Regions from separate parts of the Homo sapiens genome. Here region 2 is linked to region 1. A link is an interaction called in ENCODE POLR2A ChIA-PET data of the cell type or tissue named here. Cell type or tissue: Panc1. All regions are shown on one strand. Links, peaks and the distances in the headings refer to the core of each region. The heading gives the core; the rest is flanking DNA.

Evidence for each region. ChIA-PET counts read pairs that join two places held together with the same protein. Peaks named below come from ENCODE experiments on the same cell type or tissue, not always from the same donor. Only the 100,000 strongest peaks of a DNase experiment are listed, where the experiment ranks them.
Region 2: POLR2A ChIA-PET joins it to region 1 with 5 read pairs; 3 of 35 experiments call an interaction of 5 or more read pairs at or near these places.

Annotation. Positions count from the first base shown.
Region 1 is chr19:38,601,643-38,607,964 of GRCh38, reverse strand. It overlaps MAP4K1 (mitogen-activated protein kinase kinase kinase kinase 1), which reads left to right. Exons shown (of 31, transcript NM_001042600.3): 16 at 54-101; 17 at 1,750-1,792; 18 at 2,235-2,397; 19 at 2,474-2,556. It overlaps MAP4K1-AS1 (MAP4K1 antisense RNA 1), which reads right to left. Exons shown (of 3, transcript NR_134907.1): 3 at 6,271-6,322. Among named protein-coding and RNA genes, the nearest start is that of MAP4K1-AS1, 8.5 kb to the right of the region's middle. RefSeq lists an enhancer at 1-495. In Panc1, for the core only: no CTCF peak of the experiment used is centred there; no DNase peak of the experiment used is centred there.
Region 2 is chr19:38,709,619-38,712,118 of GRCh38, reverse strand. ACTN4 (actinin alpha 4) reads right to left here. Exons shown (of 21, transcript NM_004924.6): 8 at 1,777-1,862. The region is part of intron 1 of LOC107985291 (a long non-coding RNA gene); the gene reads left to right. Among named protein-coding and RNA genes, the nearest start is that of CAPN12, 34 kb to the left of the region's middle. In Panc1, for the core only: no CTCF peak of the experiment used is centred there; no DNase peak of the experiment used is centred there; H3K27ac peaks cover 2,371 bases.

The sequences.
Region 1 (6,322 bases), core at 1-2,500:
AGGGGGCTGGAATGTGGACAAGGCCCCCAAGGCTCATACCTGTCACCCTTCAGGAAGCAACTGTCAGAGTCGTCTGACGATGACTATGACGACGTGGACATGTAAGTGAGGCCCTGCCTGCAGCTCCACAGGCCCCACCTCAGCCCCCACCTTCCTACAATCCCCTGATGTGGCCTTTCCTCCACTCCTGACCCCGCTGCACCCCTGCCTTTCTTCTAGCCCCGAGCCCTGAGCCCTGATTAGACCCTCAATGCAGCCCCTCTGCCCAGCTACCTAGGCCCTGTTCCCTAACCCCACCTCCCTTAACCCTTCACCTCCAACCCCTGACCCCCAACCTGATCCCAGCTCCAGCTCCCACTTTCCTTCTTTCCTTCCACCTTCTTCTTTTTTTTTTTTTTTTTTTTTGAGATGGAGTCTCACTCTGTGGCCCAGGCTGGAGTGCAGTGACGTAGTCTCAGCTCACTACAACCTCGGCTCCCCGGGTTCAAGCGATTCTCCTGTCTCAGCCTCCTGAGTAGCTGGGATTACAGGCACCTGCCACCATGCCCAGCTAATTTTTTGTATTTTTAGTAGAGATGGGGTTTCACCATGTTGGCCAGGCTGGTTTCAAACTCCTGACCTCATGATCCGCCCATCTCAGCCTCCCAAAGTGCTGCGATTACAGGTGTGAGCCACTGCACTTGGCCTCCTTCCATCTTCTTATACAATCTTTTGACTTGACCCTCAGCGTCAGCCCCCCACCTGCTCTCCACCCCAGAGCTGACCCCAGTTCCTTCTAGAATGTGCTGCTGCTCCAATCTCTGACTTGACCCCACCTATCCTCCATGACCCTGCACCCTCAGCCACATCCCAGTCTCAAACTCCTCCCGAATGTCACTCTCACCCCAGACCCACCCTCCAGCCTTCAGCCCCAGCCCTCAGCTTTTCCTATCTTTTTGCCCGCCCTCAGGCTGAACCTTGGCACCTGGAAATCTCCCAAAGACCAGATACTGAGCCCCAGATCCAGACCCAACAGTCAGCCCAGGCCCCCATACTCCCCAGCCCACAGGCCGAGTCAGGCTCCATCCAGGTGCGCGCACTCACTTCACCCATCACGTGCGACAGCCTGTGTGTGGCGCCAGCACAGGGAGAGCAGGGCCACGGCGCTGATGTCACCTGTGTTACTAGGTGGTGTAAAGGTGCAAAGCCGTGGTGCACTGTCAGCACTCCACCTCCAAGAGTTGCTGTTACTGTTATTAGTCTTTTTTTTGGAAACAGGCTAATCATTTTTTTGTAGGATGGGGTCTTGCCATGTTGTCCAGGCTGGTCTCAAACTCATGATTTGTTTTGGCACCAAGGCTAAGTGCAGGAGTGCAATGATGGCTTACTGCAGCCTCAACCTCCCAGGCTCAAGCAATCCTCCCACCTCAGCCTCCTGAGTAGCTGCGGTCACAGGCGCACCTGCCACGCCTGGCTAATTTTTAATTTTTTTCTGGAGACAAGGTCTTGCTATGCTGCCCAGGCTAGTCTCGAATTCCTGGGCTCAAGCCATCCTGCCCTGGCCTCCCAAAGCACTGCGATTACAGGCATGAGCCACTATGTCCAGCCTGGCTATTAATCCTTTAATCCTCTGCTCCAGGCAGAACCAGTCATCCCTTAATCCTCCTCACCTCAGACCCCAGTCCCGGGCCTCCAGCCCAGAACCATGCCATCTTCCCCGAGTCCTTGTTCCCCAGCCCCCCAGCTATTTAACCCATCTTTGTGTTTCAGCCCCACCCCTGCAGAGGACACACCTCCTCCACTTCCCCCCAAGGTAAGGCCCTGGGCCAGAGCTGGGAGGCTGGGGCCTCAGGGCCACTGGGGGCCAGGAGGCCAGGTCCTTAGATGCTGGGATACTGGGCTCTCCAGGGCAGGGAATTGGGGAGACCAGGATGATGGCTACATTGGGATCTGGAAGTGGCATCCCTCAACCTCAGGGTCGGATTCAAAATATTTAGCCTCTTAGACACTGGTCAGTAGCTGGTCCTAGGAAGCCCCTGCTATATATCCAGCATTAACCCATTAGTTTCTGAAGTGTGTTGATGTCCAGGCTGGGGATGTCAGGGGAAGGCTGGAGGGGGCACAAGATGTTGTCGGGGGGGTGGGTCAGAGCCACAGCTGTTAGTTCTGGTGGAGGCAGGGACTTGAGTTGCAAAAGGGTGCCCTCTCTGAGATCATCTGATGTATTTCCCCACGCTCCATTCCCGTCTCCAAAGCCCAAGTTCCGTTCTCCATCAGACGAGGGTCCTGGGAGCATGGGGGATGATGGGCAGCTGAGCCCGGGGGTGCTGGTCCGGTGTGCCAGTGGGCCCCCACCAAACAGCCCCCGTCCTGGGCCTCCCCCATCCACCAGCAGCCCCCACCTCACCGCCCATTCAGGTAATGGGACAGGCTAGGGTGGAGGGCGGGAGGGTTGGGGGTTCTTGGGGGCTGATTTTCTCCTAACCCCTCTCAGAACCCTCACTCTGGAACCCACCCTCCCGGGAGCTTGACAAGCCCCCACTTCTGCCCCCCAAGAAGGAAAAGATGAAGAGAAAGGTGAGGTTCAGCTCTGCTGAGGACTTACACCTCTGGACGGGGCTGGGGATGCCTGGTGGGGTGGGGAGGGGGTGGCAGGACTGACAGTAACAACAGGTGACATTTGTTGAGCGCTTCTCTGTGCCCTACACTTATCTCCTATCATTACATGGCATAAAGCTTCACAGAGTGAAGAAGATATCACAGAGATGTTATCCCCCATTTCACAAATGGGGAAATTGAAGCACAGAGAGGGTAAGTGGCTTACCCAAGGTCATATAAATACCTTTGAGGAGGCAGGCTGAGGCAGGATTGTTGTTTCTGCTTTTTTTTTTTTTTTTTTAAAGACGGAGTTTTGCTTGTTGCCCAGGCTAGAGTACAGTGGCGCGATCTTAGCTCACTACAACCTCCGCCTCCCTAGTTCAAGTGATTCTCCTGCCTCAGCCTCCGGAGTAGCTGAGATTACAGGCAATGCAGCACCATGCCCGGCTAATTTTGTATTTTTAGTAGAGGTGGGGTTTCACCATGTTGGTTAGGCTCGTCTTGAACTCCTGACCTCAGGTGATCCACCTGCCTCGGCCTCCCAAAGTGCTGGGATTACAGGCATGAGCCACCGCGTCTGGCATGCTTTTTTTTTTTTGAGACAGAGTCTCACTGTGTCACCCAGGCTGGAGTGCAGTGGCGCGATCTCGGCTCACTGCAAGCTCCGCCTCCCAGGTTCACACCATTCTCCTGCCTCAGCCTCCCGAGTAGCTGGGACTACAGGTGCCCGCCACCAGGCCCGGCTAATTTTTTGTATTTTTAGTAGAGACGGGGTTTCACCGTGTTAGCCAGGATGGTCTCGATCTCCTGACCTTGTGATCTGCCCGCCTCGGCCTCCCAAAGTGCTGGGATTACAGTCATGAGCCACCGCGCCCAGCTACTAAAAATTTAAAAAATTAGCTGGGCGTGGTGGCACACACCTATGGTCCCAGCTACTTGGGAAGCTGAGGTGGGAGGATTGCTTGAGTCCAGAAGTTAGAGTCTTTTGACAAGATCCATCAAAACCTCCATGAGTCACTACCACATATGCAGTTGCCCAAAGAGCCAAGATCTCAAGAAATTTTACCTCTCATAAATGGAGATGTACAAAAAGAACATCTCTTTATTCAGGAAGTTTCAGTGTTTTTACGTACATGCATAATGCCTACACACGTAGTCAGTGTTGTGATAATGCACCTTTGTGGCATCAAATTTGCCAACAAATGCATAAAATGAATTAGAACTCTCTAAAGTCTTTTTTTTTTTTTTTTTTTTTTTTTGAGATAGTATCTCGCTCTGTCGCCCAGGCTGCTGGAGTGCAGTGGCGCGATCATGGCTCACTGCAGCCTTGACCTCGGAGACTCAAGCAATCCATGCACCTCACCCTCCCTAGTAGCGCTTGGCTAATTTTTTTTTTTTTTTTCTGAGATGGAGTCTCACTCTGTCGCCCAGGCTGGAGTGCAGTGGTGCTATCTTGGCTCACTGCAACCTCTGCCTCCCCAGTCTAAGTGATCCTCCTGCCTCAGCCTCCTAAGTAGCCATGACTACAGGCGCCCACCACCACGCCCAGCTAATTTTTGTATTTTTAGTAGAGACGGAGTTTTGCCATGTTGGCCAGGCTGGTCTCAAACTCCTGACCTCAAGTTATCTGCCAGCCTCGGCCTCCCAAAGTGCTGGCATTACAGGCGTGAGCCACCGCGCCCGGCCCAGCTTGGCTAATTTTTAAAAAAATGTTTTATAGAGGCAGGGTCTCACTATGTTGCCCAAGCTGGTCCTGAACTCCTGGGCTTAAGTGATCCTCCCACCTCGGCCTCCCAAACTGGTGGGATTACAGCCGTGCCTGGTTGGCTACCGGCTAAAAGTATGTATAATTTATACCTCCAGCACTGGAAATGATTCAAAGATGAAATGCATAGCATAATTAATCATACATATATACATATACATATATACACACACATATACATGTATATGTGTGTATATATGTATACGTGTATATATATGTATATGCATATATATGTACATGTGTATATATGTATATGTGTGTATATATGTATATGTGTATATATGTATATGCGTATATATGTACATGTGTATATATGTATACATGTATGTGTGTGTGTATATGTATGTGTATATATGTATATGCGTATATATGTACATGTGTATATATATGTGTATATGTATATGTGTATATATGTATGTGTATATATGTATATGCGTATATATGTACATGTGTATATATGTATACATGTATATGTGTGTATATATGTATATGCGTATATATGTACATGTGTATATATGTACATGTGTATATATGTACATGTGTATATATGTATATGTGTATATGTATATGCGTATATATGTACATGTGTATATATGTATACATGTATATGTGTGTATATATGTATATGTATATATGTATATGCGTATATATGTGCATGTGTATATGTGTGTATATATGTATGTGTATATATGTATATGCGTATATGTGTACATGTGTGTATATATGTACATGTGTATATAAGTATATATGTACATGTGTATATATGTATATGTGTATATATGTATATGCGTATATATGTACATGTGTATATATGTATATATGTATGTGTGTATATATGTATATGTGTATATATGTATATGCGTATATATGTACATGTGTATATATGTATACATGTATATGTGTGTATATATGTATACATGTATATGTGTGTATATATGTATATGCGTATATATGTACATGTGTATATATGTATATATGTATAGGTGTGTATATATATGTATATGTGTATATATATGTATATGCGTATATATGTACATGTGTATATATATGTATATATGTATATGTGTGTATATATATGTATATGTGTATATATGTATATGCGTATATATGTACACGTGTATATATGTATATATGTATATGTGTGTATATATGTATATGTGTGTATATATGTATGTGTGTGTGTATATATATGTGTGTGTGTGTGTGTGTGTCTATATATATATGTATATGTGTATATATATATATGCTGGCCAGGCACAGTGGCTCATGCCTGTAATCCCAGCACTTTGGGAGACCAAGGCAGACGCATCACCTGAGGTCAGGAGTTCGAGACCAGCCTGGCCAACATGGCGAAACCCTGTCTCTACTAAAATACAAAAATTAGCCAGGCGTGGTGTTGTGTGCCAGTAATCCCAGCTATTCAGGAGGCTGAGGCAGAAGAATTGCTTGAGCCCAGGAGGTGGAGGTTGCAGTGAGCTGAGATTGCATCACTGCACTCCAGCCTGGGCAACAGAGTGAGACTCCATCTCCAAAAACAAAACTGACAGCTGGGAGTGGTGCCTCACGCCTGTAATCTCAGCACTTTGGGAGGCTGAGGCAGGTGAATCACATGAGGCCAAGAGTTCAAGACCAGCCTGGGCAACATGGCAAAACTCCATCTCTACTAAAAATACAAAAATTAGCTGGGTGTGGTGGCACACGCCTTTGGTCCCAGCTACTCAGAAGGCTTAGGCATGAGAATCAGTTGAACTTGGGAAGCAGAGGTTGTAGTGAGCTGAGATCATGTCATTGCATTCCAGCCTGGGCAACCGAGTGAGACTCTGTCTTAAAAAAAACAAATGCTGATGATTTAGGATAGTGGAGGAAAAACTAAAAAAAGAAATATATAACAACAACAAAAAAAAACAAAAACAAACTGAAAAGAAAACTCAATGTATGAAAAAGTGTATTACAGGGATAGATTATGGGAAATTGCACCAA
Region 2 (2,500 bases), core at 1-2,500, 100 kb before region 1:
GAGGGTGCCTAGCGTGTAGTACATGTTCAGTAAACAAGAATCGATTCTGCCTCCTCCTCTGAACCTGTGCCAACTGCTGACACTTCAAAGCAGGCATCGGGAATGCTGCCTGAGATACTTCAGAGACCACAAGGCAAGCGGGGGGAGCAGTGCTTGGGCCTCTGCGTGAACGCTGAGGGCCCGGCAGGAGCTGTGAGGCAGCATGAGGTCAGCTGGGCCCAGGAGGGCGGCCACTGCCACGCAAGCTCTGTGGGCTCTGCCTGGCCTCTGGAGGGCTGGGACCGTGAGTGCAGGTTGGGCTGCACATGCTGAGCCTTTCCTGGCAGGAAGGAGCTGCAAAACGGGTAAAGCCCAGTGCTCCCCACGAAGGGCTTGGCAGGGGCAGGCAGGCAGCCCTGGTGCAGATGATGGACAGGGCGAGTGGGAACGCCGGGCAGTCAAATCCCAGCTCTGCCATTGACTGTAATGCAGGGCTTCAGTTTCCCCGCCTGAGAGCCTAGGATGCCACCACCCACCTCCCAGGGTGGGCTGTGTTCAAACAGAGGTCTGTGACTCCTCAGCACAGGCCCAGCACCGGCCAGGCGGGAAACCTGCCCCAGGGGACCTTCCGAGTCAGAGGCCGGCAGGGTCAGTCTGTGTGGTGTGGCGGCCCACGGCCTGGCCAGGGCTCCAACCACAGATGGCCAGCGGTGATGCAAGGGCGGTGGTGAAGGCAGGTCTGCAGCCCCAGCAGCGAGGTGTGCCTGGCCCAGCTCACCTTCTGAGCCCCCGAGAAAGCGTGGTAGAAGCAGGACACGTAAGTCATGATGGCCTTCTCATCTGGCCTCAGAGTGCCCACAATATCTGCACAGAGAGAGAGAGAAAGAGAGAGAGAGGCAGGAGAGAGTGAAAGACGCAGGGAGGGCGGCCGGGCCGGCCTGAGGCTCATGCAGGAGGAAGAGCACTTGCTCTGGACTGGAAGCCAGCCCCAGGCCTGCGTGGACATGCCTTGCGGGGTTTTGTGGAGTCCGAATAGGGTGCATTCCTTTTCTAACCGGCCTGGGCTGGAGACAGACTAGCTGTGGGCCCTATAAAGGCAGCTTTGTTTTGGGTTGGAGGAGTCAGTTGCTAAATGATCTGTCTGAAAATGTGAGTGAGCAGCTCCCACCACGGAGTAAGACCCTAAGGGGCTCCCATGGCCCTCAGAGTGGAACATGAATTTCTTATCCCACACCACAAGGGTCTTGTTGGGCCTGACCCATCACTGCGTGTCACTCACTCCTCTCTAGCTGGTCCCTGAATACGCCAAGCTTCTTCCTGTCTCAGGGCCTTCGTAGTGCTTCACCCTCTGCCTGGAACACCTGTGCCCCAGCCTGCATCTAGCAGCTCCTGCTGCAAGTACCTGCTCACTTCACCCCTCCACATTGACAGCACCAGCTGAAGGTCACCCCAGCCATCTCTGTCCCCCATCTGGCCCCATTTTCTCTATTCCACTCCTGTGACAGGCCTGCTGTATGTTTCTCCCACTAGCATGGAAGTGCCCTGAGAACAGGGACCTTGTCTGACTCAGTCACCAGGGCATCCTCAATGCCTGGAAAAGCCTGGCACAGATGAGGTACCCAATAGGTGTGTGAGCTAAGGCTGAGGGGGCAGCAACGCCAGGGAGCTGGGGGTGGCTTCCAGTTGGAGAGAGGCCACTGCCGTCTGCAAGAGAAATGAGGTGAGCACGGGAGGCGAGAGGCAGCGGCGGCATTGCGCGGTGGCGGCGAGGAGGGCCTGCCTGGCCCTGCTCGGTACCTTCTGCGCTCCTGAAAAGGCATGGTAGAAGCTGGACACATAGGTCATTATGGCCTTCTCGTCGGGCCGGGCCGTGTTCACGATGTCTGCAAGTGAACAACAAGGGTTAAACTGCCCGAGTAGGGCGGGGGGTGGAGGCGTCACTCACTGGGATCCACGGGCTCCCAAGGCCACGGCCTTGGGGGAGAGGGACCTGCAGAGTGACGCGTGACTTGGGTGGGCTCAGCCACACCCTCAGCCCCTCCCTCTCCCATGGGTCTGGAAAGGACAAGGCTGTGGGAAGCGGATTAAAATGAGGCCACTTCCTCTCTCTGAGAATGGCCTCAAGGAGCAGCAGGACAGTCAACTCCAAGGGCCACCAGAGGCCAGAGACACAGGTCCCAGCTGGGGCAGTGCATGGCTAGGAAATGGGGCAGTGCATGGCTGGGAAATGGAGCAAAGCCGGAAAAGGAAAAAACAAAACACTCCACTTTGTCGGGCTCCATACTCCATGCCTGCTGCAGGTAGGGAGGGAGAGGCCAGGGTTGCTCGCAGGAAGCCTGAAGCACCCCTCCTCAGCCACCTTGCCCTTCCTGGGCCCTGAGGAGATGCACCCTCAGGAGAGTTGATCCTTCAGCTCCCCCTCCCCATACGCTTCTTCATCCCTGAAGGCATCTGGCCAGCCCAGGCTACCCTTGCTCTGTCTCCCAGGGCGACATGGCTGTCCCCAGTTCACCCAGAATCA